Linked DNA regions of Mus musculus: region 1 is linked to region 2. Evidence: chromatin contacts called from ENCODE Hi-C or POLR2A ChIA-PET data. All regions are on one chromosome and are shown on one strand. The core of a region is the stretch at or near the end of the contact, and the rest is flanking DNA. Distances in the headings are between cores, read along the strand shown. Region 1 overlaps Ext1 (exostosin glycosyltransferase 1). Region 2 holds the start of Ext1 (exostosin glycosyltransferase 1).

Region 1 (7,645 bases), core at 4,631-7,130, 35 kb after region 2:
TTTTGCGTCATCTCCTAAGCAGTGTGGTGTGGCATTATAATTGTACCGTTACTGGGACTCACAGCCTCACTCTTGTCACCCTGTGAACTCCTTGGGACAGGGTCTACTTTTGTCCTTTCATCCACTGCCTAGCAGGGTGCCTGGATGTATTGCTGACTGCTGATTGAGAAAAAGGATCGCATGGAACCCACTCCAGCCAGCCTGGCTTCCTTGAGGAAGTGAAGCCTTCTTTTCTAAGTGAAACCATTTTTATCTGATGGCCGTTCCTGGTCATCTCTACCAAAGTTAACTTTTATTTCTATTGAAATCTCTACATGTAGGGTGGCTAGGGTTTTCCTTTTTAATTTTTGGAGGGGTGTGAAGTACAAGACAGACTATAATGTGGGCTAAGCCTTCTAGAATGTTGAGAAAGTAATTAGTGGGTGAAGGGAGGAGGGTGTTGGAAGAAATGGCTGGGATTCTTTGTATCCAAAAGAATGTTTCTCCTTGGTGATGAGGTAGGCATTGTCACCCTTATGAATAAGTCCCTAAGCAAAGGACAAAAACACCAGCGGCCCTGCATTGTCTGGTGGGCTCTGGCTTTAGGATTGCAATACCTTGTCTAAGTAAGTTTAGAAATGGGTTTCCTGGCTGGGTTTTGGACAAGCCATAATGTTGAGTGGCAGCCTAACCTTTGAACTTTCTGTGTCTTTGACTTCAAAAGGAATTCCGTGCTTTAGGGGGAAAAAGTCCAAGTAATTAATACTGCTGAGGCGCAGAGGGAGAGCAGCTGAAATGTGTACTCACGAGGAAGCTGAAGCCTCCTCGAACGTTCCTCCCTTATTTATATGATAATTTTACCTTAAGATGAGGAGGCCAAGGCATCCTGAGAGGTTTTGTTTTTGTCTTCTGTTTTTAATACTTTACAATTACCCTTTCAGATGGGAAAAAAAAGCCTCAATTTTTTTTTATTCCCCTGACTCGCTAATCTATATAATTTGTTTAATTTTACTCCTGAGGGAGTATGGCTTATGAGGGGGTGTTTTAGCAACATTTTAAGGACATCTGAAAATGTTCATAACAAAACTATCCACCAGTAAACATGTCTTTTAACCTAACTTTTAATGGAACTTCAAATTTTACCTTGTGCTTCTGCAGGAAATCTTGGTGATTGTAGGTTCCCCATCCGGAGCTAGGAGAACTTGGCTGTCCTTTGTCTCCTCAGACTTGTTGTTTTGAAAGTTGAAGGTGGTTTGGGTTCAATTGTGTGTCAGTTGTCATTGATTTTCCTTCTCTTTACTATTTTAAAACTAAACAAGGCCTTTCGTTTGTTGTTCAGCATTCCCCATGTTTTGAACCTGGCATTATAGGATTAATATGAACTTGATATTATATGATGATGCTTCCAACACAGTATTTTCATATATATGATGGATATTGGGATCCAGAGGGGATAGATATTTGTTTGTCCTAACCTTTTTTTTTAATTTTCCCTTCATTTCTATACAGTTAATGTCCATATTTATAATGTAAAACATCTTCTTCCATAATGACTTTTTGGGCTGACAATTCATTTTACCCCAAGATGTTATTGACATAGAAGGATTATGAATATAAGTAAAGCAACGAGAAACCAAGTCAGATGCCTCTTTGTTGTTTAACATAGGACCAGTGAGTTGGAAAAGTTGGGAAAGAAGCCTATATATTCAAACTGATTCAGTGGATATAGGTTTTTGTGTAATACATAGATCTGACTAAATCATAGTTCATGGTTGAGGAATGAAATGATAAATGTGATCAGCATTAAAATAGTTTGCAAATACTTGGTGATACCACATAGAATGAACACCTAACTTATGACATTGTCTCTGTTTTAAGAAATTACATCTGAGCTGGGCAGTGGTGGCTCACACCTTTAATCCCAGCACTTGGGAGGCAGAGGCAGGTGGATTTCTGAGTTCAAGGCCAGCCTGGTCTACAGAGTGAGTTCTAGGACAGCCAGGGCTACACAGAGAAATCCTGTCTCGAAAAACCAAACCAAAAAAAAAAAAAAGAAAGAAAGAAAGAAAAAGAAAAAGAAAAAGAAAGGAAGAAATTCCAGCTGAAATCAACGCGGGTATGATTTGCACCGAGTCTGATAGTTGATGAGAAAGTGCTTTTGTCAATAAAGACATTTTTACCCCTCCCTTTGGAAAGATGGAGCTAGCTAGAAGTACTAGGTAGGAAGTTGACTCCTTAAATTTTAAAACATGAAGCTGTGCATTTAATGCCTTTAATTCAAGCACTTGGGAGGCAAAGGCAGGAGGATCTCTGTGACTTAGAGGCTAGCCTAGTTTACATGGTGAATTCCAGGACAGCCAGGGCTATGTAGAAAGACTGTCTCAAATTTTATGTGTGTGTGTGTGTGTGTGTGTGTGTGTGTGTGTTGCATTACATTTATCTAATACATTTGTTATCACTTGCTTGATATTCATTACCAGAGCCACCCTGTTAATAAATCCGGCCTGATTGCTCTTCAGAACAGGTAGCCCCTTGGCTTGGTCCTGTGAAGCTGCTTCTTGTTACTGATGTCGCTGGTGCTTCTCAGTCCTGGTCTCAGGTTTAGATGAAAACTACAGCAGGGTCACTCAGCTTTAAAAGAGCCCCCCGGGTATGGTCTGGCACACCAGTGAGGGCTCCTTGCTTTTGCTGTGAAGTTTATGGAGAGCTGTCTGTGCTGCAGTTACTGGGGGATGCAGGCTTTTTTTTTTTCTCCTTTGGTTCAAATATGTATGTATGTATGTTCCTCTGGGGTGAGAATTAGGCATGGCAGTCACAGCGGGCTTCTCCACTATGGCTGCCTCCCCAACCCCCCCCCCCCCCCCCAGGGCTCCTGGCATTCCTTGAATACTACCTTGAAGAGATAGTTTAGTGCTTCCTAGGAACTCTGGTCTCTGTAGGAGTTGTTTGTTTATATATAGTCTAAAATGCCTCCCCTCCCCCAAAGAAAAATGTACCTATTTATTTAACTACAACAGTTTGTACTTTTCTGTATGTTGTTTCTTTAATTGAAAATCCTATCTGGAGACAGATCTCTTTTTTTTTTTAAAAGAGGAAATTGGAACATTGTTTTCCAAATACTTAAAAAAAAAACCCTAAAAAGTTTGAGACCTTATTATTATTGCTCTGTGCTTATTTTACATTAATAATTCTTGATTTTTCTGTTTATATGACATCAAGCAAAAATTGCTTCTTAATTTCAATTTGGGTACACAGTCAGTTCTATATTCCAAATATGAGGTAAGTTGGGTGTGGCTTAACACCAAAACTGCAGCACACAGGAGAGACCTAGGAAGATGTTCAAGTAGTGTGTTCAAGGCTGGCCTTGGTTACATAGTAAGGCCCTATCTCAGAAAACCCAACCAACTACCGCCCCCCCGCCCCCCCCCGCGCCCTGCTACCCCAAATCAAATTAAATCAAAAATAAATGAAATGAAATGAAATCAAAACAGCATAAGTCTCTGAAGCAAAAGAGAAAGACATGTCTTGATAGTTCTATCAGACATTCATTCAGCAAGTATCTTTGTACTGATAGGTCACTGTGTGTGAGCTCCTTGTCTGAGCCAGGTTTGTGAGTGAGTAATGGCAGATTTAGCGAGAGGCACAGGTGAAGAGCAACTGAAGACTTATTCACGTTCATGTTTGAAAACGTTGATCCCAAATGGGCTGTGCTTGGAGCATAGAGTACCTGGCAGGCATACTCGAGGCCCCGGATTTTTTCCTGACCTCGGCACCCATAAAACACATGGCCTGGAAGATGGTGCAGTGGGGAAAAATCACTTTTCATGTAAGCCTGGTGATTGGCCTTCGATTCCCTTGACTCATGGTAGAAGGAGAGAGAGCTAACGATTGCAAGTTGTCCTCCATCAAGTTGCCCACCATGACGTGTGACACACACACACACAGCACCACCACCACCACTAAACTCCCCCCACCCCAATCCATTAGGTAAATAGGGAGGTATTTAGGTAAAGGAGGTAAGGTATTTAGGTAAGGAGGGAGATGCACTTGAACCAAAGCAGCCAGTGATACCTGTACCCCAGAATGGAAACCAAGCTTGGTTGCAGTGGATGATGTCACACATCCCACTAGATAACTAAGCTTGATTGATTGCAATGGATGATGGTCACATATCACACTAGATCGTATTCTATTCCTTCTGCAGGATGAATCCAATGGAGACTGTAAGATTTAGCTCCTGAAACACTGACGATGAAACTTTGCATTTTTTAATAATTTGTTTATTTACTGCATGTGTGTAGTATATGCACAGTATGTGGGCACCAGGGCTTGTTCCCATGCCACCTCTGCATGTGCACGAGGAGGCCAGAGGTCCACACTGAGTGTCCTCCTCTGTCATCCTTCTTAGTGTTTGGAGACAAGGTCTTTACTGAACCTGAAACCCTCCACTTAGGCAAGAACCAGCTTTCTGTGAGTCCTGAAATTATGTACTTCCGCTTGCTAGTCTCCCCATCCTGCCGCCCCCCCCCCCCCATCGGACCCGTCACCACCGCCTGCTTTTCCGCGGGTGCTGGAGAGTTGGTCCTCATGCCTGTACAACAAGCGCTCTACCCTGCAGGCCCCGTGTTTACTTCTAAAGTAGCCCAGTTTGGGTTTTGTGGCCTTTGAGGTCGCGGAGCTCTGTGTTAAGGGCTTCTGACTTTCCTTCAAGGACCTTTTGGGATTGTGTCATGTTTATTTCAGGGTTATGTGTGTCTGCCCTGAGCCATGCTAGCGGGGAACGGATAAATCTAAGCCGCAGTCTGAAGCATAACCGTGTGTTCTTGTTCTCTCCTCCCCATAAACGATGTAAAACTACATTAATAAAACCCAAAACCACCAAGAAAGGTAGAACATTTGCCGCCTGCTGTGCAAGTATCAACTCGGCTTTCAAAAGCTTACTTGTTCCCTATAAGTAAGGAGCAATCTGAGTTCTTAGTAACACGGTTTAGTGTACGGGGCTACATGGCCTGTCCTTCCTGTTGCTTCTTTAGGACGGTCCACCAGCCTTTCGGAAGGCTGGCGTGTGAGTAGCGGATATTGCACACATTCTGAAGGTAGGAGGCCTGGAATGAGTTAGGGCTAGCTTCCTTTATTTATCCTTCCTTCACTGGGCTTAGCCTGGTCTCTGCAGCCCCCCAGCCTGCATGCTGAAGATTCCCTTGCGCATCACTGGGAAATCTGTCGTTGATTAGATTATTGGATCTTCATTTTCTTCATCAGGATGGTTTCAAGACTTAAACCAAGTACAGCAAGATTCAAAACGGCAACCTCCGCCACACAGACCCAGGACCCTCCAGTTGAGGGAATGTGCTTTCGAGAGACGAAATGCCCCTCAAGGAGTGTAGGGTAATTGAAAACCCACCCTTTGAGCTGTGGTTTATTGTGGAAGGGAGGAATGAATGGCACCAGCGTCCACACCTACTAAATACTTATTAGAACCCCGGCAGCCAGCCTTCTTGAGCTCGAGGTCCTCTGGAGCTACAGTTTCATCCATTTCCAGTTGGCCCTGTGCTGTGACCCTCGGCCATTTTTTTTTCCTTCCATTTAACACAGTTATAAAGGGATTTATGTGCTTTCTTTCCATTAGAACTTAGCAAGGCTGCTGTCATGAATATTTAATGGCCAGGACAGTTTGTTTTCTTTTGCTTTCTTTCCCAGCCTCGCAGCCGTGGGTCCCCCTCCCCCTTCCTTTTGGAGCAATGTAAATATCTTGGCCCCTCACCCTCTGGAGGGATCCCTGAACAACGCTGGGCTTACTGAGTTCCGAAGGAGTCTGGAGGGAATCTCGCCTGCCCCCTACCCCCACCCCTGCTCATGCCCCCTCCTCCCGCTCTCCCAGGACTCCCCAGCAGCTGGACGGTGGGTGGGTGGGTGCAGTGCACGCTTTGAGGTCCGCTGCGAGGTCTGGCACCGGGCTCAGCCTCTCTCGGTCGCTGAGTGCTCCTCCCAGTTGTGCTCTGCCTCCAACTCCTCAGCCGCTCAATTCCTTTGAACTTCACAGCAGCACAAAGGCCTCCCCGAGACTTAGCTGGGGCTCCCTCGGATGCATTCCTGACACTTCATGGGTCGCTGCCTCCTTTCTCTTTGTAACAGGGAAGAGGGCGAATGTCTGCGACAGAAAATGACTTTTGAAGACGCTCAAAGATTTACCGTGTCTGGAGCAACCCCTGAACTTTTGTGATTATCGTAGAGAGACGCACTTTCGCTATTGGTAGATTACGCCCCAACCTTCTTCCCCCGAGTCCCTCATCCTAGCTTTTATTTAAGGAATTTCTCCCTCTCATGCTGAGACCTTCTCTCAGTGCCCAACCCCCATTCTGAATTTCTTTTTATTCCTGTGTGCTTTGTCTACCCTTGTGTGGGAAAAGGTGAGGCTGGGAGAGGGGGCTCAAGGAGGAGAGCTCAAGGGTTAGCGGAGAAGAAAGGGTCCAGCTTAGAACCTTGTCTGCTGCCAAAGAATCATACATGCCTGGGCTTGCCCACCTCAGAAGTCTTTCAAAGATTAAACATGGAAAGACTCATGTTTGATACCGCTCTTGGATATAGTAATTGCTTAATAAACGTTAGCCATACATTATACAGTTTTTAAGCCATTTTTTTCTGAAATTCTTCAGTCTGATCCAATTTTATTTATTTCGCTTGTGCATTACTTATGACCGCACATGTTCCCGTGCACAAGTGCATGTGCTAACGTGGAAGCCCTTGGTCAAAACTGGGCCTCTGAAATTGCTGTTGACTGTACTGCTTGAGAGTCAACAACTCCAGTTGAACCTGGAGTCAACGGATTCTGCCCAGTTGGTTGTTGATATTCTGCTCTTTTCTCCTCTCTAGCTCTGGGATTACAGGAGGTTTTAATAAGTAGGTGCTGGGCCTACAAATTGAGGTGGTCATGCTTGGACAGCCGGCACGATGCTATGCTTTGTTTTGTTGAACCAAGTCCTCTTTCTCCTTGGTGCAGTTTTCACTGACAGCCGTCCCTCCTGCTCTCTCTTCCCGACTCAGAAGGGTGGACTAGGCCTAACCCGTCTCCTGTCTTGTCATTGTAGCTTCTAAGCTAGCGCTTCACTTCACTGTCTTCTTGGTGAAACGGAAATGTTTTAAATTGGGTAGCAGAAGCAGACATGTGTGGAAGTCCTGTTTGTTTGTTTTGGAAAGGCCAAGTATATGTGTATGTATGTGTTTTTACAGAGAAACGTTACAAACATTTTGCAAGTTGAGAAACAAATTCTGTAGGCACCTCCTGTGTTATTCTGACCATAGGTTCTTGTAGGGCTTGTGTTTACCTTCATATAAGGGTACAGTGGAAAAACCCTACTGGGTGAGGTAAGCCACTAGCCTTAGGTACAGGAAGGGCCATTGAAAGCACAGAATGGGAGCACAGGTGAGATCTTGTCAGGGAGGCGTCGTTCAGGGTGAACACTGAGGAAAGCATTTCTGGTTACGTTTCCCTGAATTCCTCTGTGTGTGTGTGTGTGTGTGTGTGTGTGTGTGTGTGTGAGCACACGTGCATAAGGACGTTGTAAGTTAGCTTCCGATTTTGTTCCTAAGAAACCATTTACCTTGGTCATTGTTTTTTAGTTTTTCAAGACGGGAGTTTTTCTGTGTAGCCCTTCTCTTGGAACTC
Region 2 (7,010 bases), core at 1,006-3,505:
CCTTCACAGTTACCTGCATTCACACACACACACACACACACACACACTTAAAAATAAATCTTAAAATACTAAGACTATTCATTCTGATTAAACAGGAAAAAGAAAAGAAAAGGAACGAAACTAAGGCTGGAGAAATGTCCAGCAGCTAAGAGCACTTGTTGCTTTTGAAGAAGTCCAGAGTTCAATTTCCAACCCCAGCAGGATGGTCCCCACCCATTCACAACTCCAGTTCCAGATCTGACATCCTGCTCTGACTTCCATGAGTATCAGGCTTATAGGTGGTGCACGTACATATATCCAGGCAAAACATCGCTACACATTAAATAAATATTAAATAAAGATATAATAGGTGAGTAGATCTAGTGAAAAAATAGGGTAGGAGTGTTAATGGATTACATTACAAACTGAGACTGGCTGATTAAAAAAACAAAAACAAAAAACATTACTCTAAAACATCACTTCATCAATGAGAAGCTGAGAGTAAGCCGAGATCATTATTCCTAAGGTTCAATTGCAGAAACACGGGCTGAACGTGTTTCCCCTCACTTTCAGTACCATTTTTCTCCTACAACATCAACCACTAATGAACTGAATGCAAAGATGTGCTGTGAGCTGAGGGAACCACAGTTAGACAAGAAAAGCAAGAGACTTTGCCAATGCAGGATAAGAAGAGTCCTATCTTCTACAGGGTGCAGGTTGTTTGACAGCCAGATCTCAACACAAAGAGCTCTGTCTTGAAGACTGTTCATTGCAATCCCCCTGAGACCTGGGGTCACTTGTGGCTCTAATCTCTACCTTTACCTGAACCGTTTTCATCCTGCTCGGAAAATGACTGAACCCTTACTCTTGTTTCAGGCCTCTCTAAATCCTGTGGTGGGGACAAAGTAAATCATGAAAACCTACTTCATCTTTGGCAGGTTCAAAATGGGCAGAGGTTTCAGAATGTACCAAAATATCCCACCCAATATCTCTTCCCTTCTTTATTCAAACAAATCTGAAACAACAAAGGTTGAAAACTTTCCACTCTGCCTTATTATAACCATACCATGGGTACACAACCGGCTGGGGTTTTCAGTAGCCCGAGGGAGGTAGGGATGTGTCTGCTCCCAGCTCACTCACTCCCACAATAAACAATCACTAAACAGCTTGCTGCCCTAGGCAACTGCTTGTCCAGCTTGGCCAGGCTCTGAGGCTAGGGTGGGTAAGTGTTCTAAGCCAGAATTCAGGCTGTGAGGCCAGGTAATGCTTGGGAGTCTAGCACAGCTTGGAGGTCCTGGAGGTTCCTTTCAGAATCATCCAATTAAGTTCACTCAGAATGACAGGGGCTTGGGGCAGGGGAGTCGACAGAAGGAAGGTCAATTGAAGGAACCGTGGCACATTTATTGTAAATACATTTTTTTTTTTTTTTTTTTTTTTGCTTCAAAGGTTCCCTTCTACAGCTAGGGCCAGGTGACATCTTAAAAATACCACCTCAGGAAGAATAACAACACCGATGGGGGCAAAATGAAATGGCTTTCTTTTCAGCCATTAGATCCCTCCCGGCCCAATATCAGTGAATAGAACAGGTGGGAGGGATTCGGGAATGGAAGAGAGGGCACGCAGATCAGATGGCTTTAGGAGGTGTCTTCTCACACTCAGCCACAGATCCATCGGACTGTGACAATTCCTCCTTATTGTTGAGGATTAGGGTGTCTCGGCGAGGAAGACAGAAAAATAGGTGGATTACATAGGGGAATTAGAAAGACCACTTAAACGTTAAAAACAAGACCCACCAAAAAATTGGTCCTCAGCGGGTCCAAGTGTGGGGGGAGAGACATCCCGACCTGCGCTCGCTTTCCATGAAGTCCCCACCCCCCTTCCCCTCGCTTCTCCATTTTCAAGGCATCCTTCTCCAGGAACCGGTCCTCTCAGCCTCCCGGCGGGGAGGCGTTCCCGGCTCGTGGAGACCCGGGGCATCCCGAGCAGCGGGCTGCTGGCCACGTCCCCACACTTCCTCCCGCGCCTCTGGGGCCCGTCTGGTCCGGGTTGCATTCCCGGCCCGGCGTGCAGAAGGCCGGCGGTGGGCGACGCCCGGCCGGCTAGCGCTCCGCCCGCCGCCCGTGCGCTCCTGGGTCCCCGCGCCCGCGCCGCGCCGCGCCGCGCCGGCGCCTCTGCCGGCCGCCGGGGGTTATGAATGGGCGCAGCGGAAGCCCCGCCCCACCCGGACGTGACGCCCGGCCAATGGCAGCGCGGGCTGCGTGGATGGATGAGGTCAGCGCTGTCGTGTCGGGAATGGAATGTGTAAGTGTAACATTCAGAACCGGGTAACATTCGGCGACCGAACGCGGCGGTCGGCAGTGATAGCGCGGGGCCTGCGAAGCACCGCTCGGGGCCGGCACTGCCCGCGGGGAGGACGCGCCGCCGCCGCCGCCCCGCGCCGCCTCGTGCCGCCGGCCGGGCCGCCGCGCGCCCGGGGAGCCGGCCCCGTGAGCGCAGGAGTAAACACCGGCGGAGTGTGGGAGCCGCTGCAGAAGGGAATAAAGAGACATGCAGGGATTTGTGAGGTTACGGCGCCCCAGCTGCAAGATGCACTAGCCGGCTGAAGCCGGGGCGGATTGACTTGTTGGAACCGTAGTGCTCTGCACCGGAGTGTGGATGAGTTGAAGTTGCTTTCCCCGGGCTCGTTCTCCACGCCGCCGAGAGGAATCCGAGCGGAGAGGCAGTCACTTCGTCTTGCCATTGATTGGGTATCGGGAGCTTTTTCTTCCCTGCTCTCTTTCTTTTCCTCCGTCTTGTTGCATGCAAGAAAATTACAGTCCGCTGTTCGCCCGCCCTGGGTGCGAGATCTTCTGCCCGGCTCTCTCCCGTGCATTGTGCAGCCCAAAGATGAAAGACCGAAGGGGAGAAAGTTAAAGAAATCGCCCACATGCGCTGGATCAGTCCACGGCTTGGGGAAAGGCATCCAGAGAAGGTGGGAGCGGAGAGTTTGAAGTCTTTACAGGCGGGAAGATGGCGGACTGGAGCTGAAAGTGTTGATTGGGAAACTTGGGTGATTCTTGTGTTTATTTACAATCCTCTTGACCCAGGCAGGACACATGCAGGCCAAAAAACGCTATTTCATCCTGCTCTCAGCTGGCTCTTGTCTCGCCCTTTTGTTTTATTTTGGAGGCGTGCAGTTTAGGGCATCGAGGAGCCACAGCCGGAGAGAAGAGCACAGTGGTCGGAATGGCTTGCACCAGCCCAGTCCGGATCATTTCTGGCCCCGCTTCCCGGACGCTCTGCGCCCTTTCTTTCCTTGGGATCAATTGGAAAACGAGGATTCCAGCGTGCACATTTCCCCCCGGCAGAAGCGAGACGCCAACTCGAGCATCTACAAAGGCAAGAAGTGCCGCATGGAGTCCTGCTTCGATTTCACCCTTTGCAAGAAAAACGGCTTCAAAGTCTACGTGTACCCGCAGCAGAAAGGGGAGAAAATCGCCGAAAGTTACCAAAACATTCTAGCGGCCATCGAGGGCTCCAGGTTCTACACCTCGGACCCCAGCCAGGCGTGCCTCTTTGTCTTGAGTCTGGATACTTTAGACAGAGACCAGTTATCACCTCAGTATGTGCACAATTTGAGATCCAAAGTGCAGAGTCTCCACTTGTGGAACAATGGTAGGAATCATTTAATTTTTAATTTATATTCTGGCACTTGGCCTGACTACACTGAGGACGTGGGGTTTGACATCGGCCAGGCGATGCTGGCCAAAGCCAGCATCAGTACTGAAAACTTCCGACCAAACTTTGATGTTTCTATTCCCCTCTTTTCTAAGGATCATCCCAGGACAGGAGGGGAGAGGGGGTTTTTGAAATTTAACACCATCCCTCCTCTCAGGAAGTACATGCTGGTATTCAAGGGGAAGCGGTACCTGACAGGGATAGGGTCAGACACCAGGAATGCCTTATATCACGTCCATAACGGGGAGGACGTCTTGCTCCTCACCACCTGCAAGCATGGCAAAGACTGGCAAAAGCACAAGGATTCTCGCTGTGACAGAGACAACACCGAGTATGAGAAGTGAGTAAGGGCTGCCTCCCTTCGAGGCTCGGCCCTGGGCCCTGGATACCTGAGTCCAGGTGGGAGGGTGGGGGATGCGGGGTGGAGACAGAAGCCCTCAGTTCTGTTGCTTCCTTGGGATCCAGCGGCTGGGTTCAAGTGTGTGGGGTGAGCTTGGGCTTCTCAGGCAAACTCGACAAGAGTACTCTCTCCAGTCAAGTTGGTGAAGAAGGGAATCTTCCTGATACTTTGAAAACCATTCAGGACCCATGTGTCTTTGGCGCATTATGGGGGCTCGGATCCAAGTTTTGGAAAGGGTACTAAAGGGTATTTGTGACGACTCAGAGAGACACATGTTCTACGCAAGTCCACAGACTCTGACCCCTGGGCTTTGTCTGTTTCTCTCAAGAACATGGGTACCTGTTCTCTGTGCAGTTGGCTAGGCTTAAATTTGCACCTTCCCCCCTAAGCTTTAGATTCTTGATTCCTAGAATATTTTCATTTTTACCTTCCCAACTTGTGACTGCCTCTTACTTCCTCTACAGCACTGATGTTTATGAAGGGTAGAGTGTAAGCTGGTTAGGGTCATTCATTCATTCATTCATTCCTATAAGCCCTCTCTTTCTTGGGGAAACTTTAAAATCTGGGCCTCAGGCCCACTGCAGTGAACTACCCTTACTAATTTAGATTTCCCTTTCTTCTTTGTCTTTATCTATTTGCATATAAATGTGGACTGTTACTCTTTGAATGGGCTTGAGATGCCTCCTTAGCCTCTGTGGAGGGGAGAGTTTTGTTTAGTTGCTAAGTAACTGAGTTGGTTACTTTGTAGCCCCTTTCAGTCTTCCTTTTCCTCGTCTTTCACAGTCGCTGACACACAGGATTTCAGGTCAAAGTTAGAATCCACAAATCTGCTTGAAACCGAGGCTGGCCTGTGGGTCCATCGGTCAGCTTCCTGATAGCTGAGGTCAGTGCCCCAGACTCACTTGTGTCCGGCTGGGAAAGAGTGAGCGCCTATGGTGCATTTCCACTTTACGCCAGTTAAAAACCAGAGCAGCCTTGTGCTAGCTACCCAGGGAAGGAAGGAGAAACCTCTCAGCTGAGTACAAGAGGAACTGGCAGAGGTTGGCAGATTGTGCAATTGATTCATGAAATGCAGAATAGGGGAAAAGGCTTCCAGATGGGGTTGGATCAGGAAGGGGTGGGGGTGGGGGTAACCGGGCCCTGAAATGAAAGGTGTGATTATTTATTGTCCATGGATTCCCTCAGACTCTCTGGTCTTGGTGGGAGTGATTGGATGGGATAGTAAAGTCCTCCCCGACTTGATCATAGAAGGGAGAGGAAATATCAAGCCTGGGGCTTCTGCTTCTGAGCCCCTTGGACGTTTTCCGTTTCAATCCTGGGAAAAGCCTGAGGCCAGGATCAATTGTGAATCCATCGTTCCTTTCCTCTTACACACGGAAGTTCTGCGTGAATGTTGAGTGTTGTTGTGACAGAGTAAAAATACTCTTTAACTGTGGTCAGAAAGAAACTGCTTTGTTGAAAGGACAATATACTTTGATAGATTCTGGGGGTGCTTGTGCCTTCTAGGAATTTCTTTGGCTGGCGTGAAGAGGCTGATCTTTTGATGGCTTCTAAAGCAATCTCTCCAAGCTTTATAGAAAGATCATGACGTTCTTCATTCGGAAAGAGCGGATGTTCCTTGTGTGTTCGACCCCCCCACCCCCACCCCAGATGCCAATTCTTTACATTTTCTATGGAAAACTTTTGTTTTCTAGAGAGCGGAGATGGAGAAAGGTGTGGTTGATTGGCTTCGGAGCAACTTTGTTTTGCTAATTGAATGTAATTAATTTTTCACCTTTCGGTCCTTGGGCCAAGAAATCTGACACCCTCCACCTCTTCTTGATTTAAGTTTAAAGACCACCTGGGACGGGGCCTCAGGATCGTCTCTGTTTGGGACTGTGGCATCCAGAAAGAAAACAAGTTTACTATTCTCCTGAGCAGGGTTTTTCAGGGCTTTCTGTTTCCTTTTACAATCCCGCTAGCTCTGATTTTGTTTACTAGGATGTGTTAGTAGTGCAGACTGGAACTCCTAGAGATTTAACTCCTTACCCATCTTGGATTGTCAGAATTGTTTACTCACAAATATTGCTGGGTGTTTGTTTGCTTTTGACTTTGGAATACACAGGGTGGAAATAAGAATGCAGGAATCTGGAAGCCGTGACTATACACCAGGCTACACCGATGCTGCACTCGGAAGTAAAGGGCAATGCAGAATTCCTCAGCCACACTGAGGCTAACCACACCAGACCCTTGGAGATGAGATGCTGAAGTCAGATCTGTGGAAGTGGTCCTTCCTGGAGTCATCTCTGAGTTGATTTTTACCCAGGGTTTAAGCAGTTTCCGAGGTGTTCTAGGCATTCATTTGGTAATGGCTTGTAAAGACGAGATCAATTTTCATCTACTTCTCTTCTGCATTAGCAAGTACCTATGAAAAGGTTTCAACTTAATTTGCCTCGGCAAGCAACCTGGTATGGGTTTGCTGGGGACACCGGATCTGATAATTAGATTGGAAATTTATAGCCCCTTGGTCAAGTTAGGCTACTAGAAGAACATAAGCAGATACTTCAACTCCAAGATATCGTGATGGTGTGTAATGTTGTAGGTCTCAAGGGAAGTGTCCCACTGGTGATTTTGTGAAAAGCACATGAATGTCACCGGTGCAGAACAGCTGGGTGGCATGAATGGGAATTACTTTTGCTCTAGAGAAAAAGTTCCTGCAAACTTTGATCCAGCTTCTCAATTACATTAAATATCATTTTTTTTCATAGTGCACATAATTTTTACTAGTTACATATCTTTTTCATTTTAATTTTTTCACTTTATTTCATTTCTCACTGTCCTGGAAGGAGCTCTGTAGAACAGGCTGGCCTTCAACTCAGGGATCCACCTATCTCGGCCTCCGGAGTACTGGGATTAAAGGTTTGAGCCACCACAT

The links. A loop is a pair of places that touch in the nucleus more often than their neighbours do. ChIA-PET counts read pairs that join two places held with the same protein, here RNA polymerase II (POLR2A).
Region 1: a map of heart shows a loop between it and region 2 (2.0-fold over the local background). The contact joins the enhancer-like site here to the promoter of Ext1 in region 2. A Hi-C loop is called at or near these places in 4 of 37 maps with a recorded cell type or tissue (adrenal gland, heart and regulatory T cell). POLR2A ChIA-PET finds 5 or more read pairs at or near these places in 4 of 5 experiments (Patski and embryonic stem cell).

The regions. Positions count from the first base shown.
Region 1 is chr15:53,309,505-53,317,149 of GRCm38, reverse strand. The region is part of intron 1 of Ext1 (exostosin glycosyltransferase 1); the gene reads left to right. Among named protein-coding and RNA genes, the nearest start is that of Ext1, 33 kb to the left of the region's middle. Within about 2 kb of position 5,880, at least 2 of the 3 ENCODE cell types and tissues checked have a DNase peak (open chromatin) inside an H3K27ac peak, as active enhancers do; they include heart, where a contact is called at or near this core.
Region 2 is chr15:53,341,428-53,348,437 of GRCm38, reverse strand. It overlaps Ext1 (exostosin glycosyltransferase 1), which reads left to right and starts at 2,255. Exons shown (of 11, transcript NM_010162.2): 1 at 2,255-4,036. The coding sequence starts at 3,075.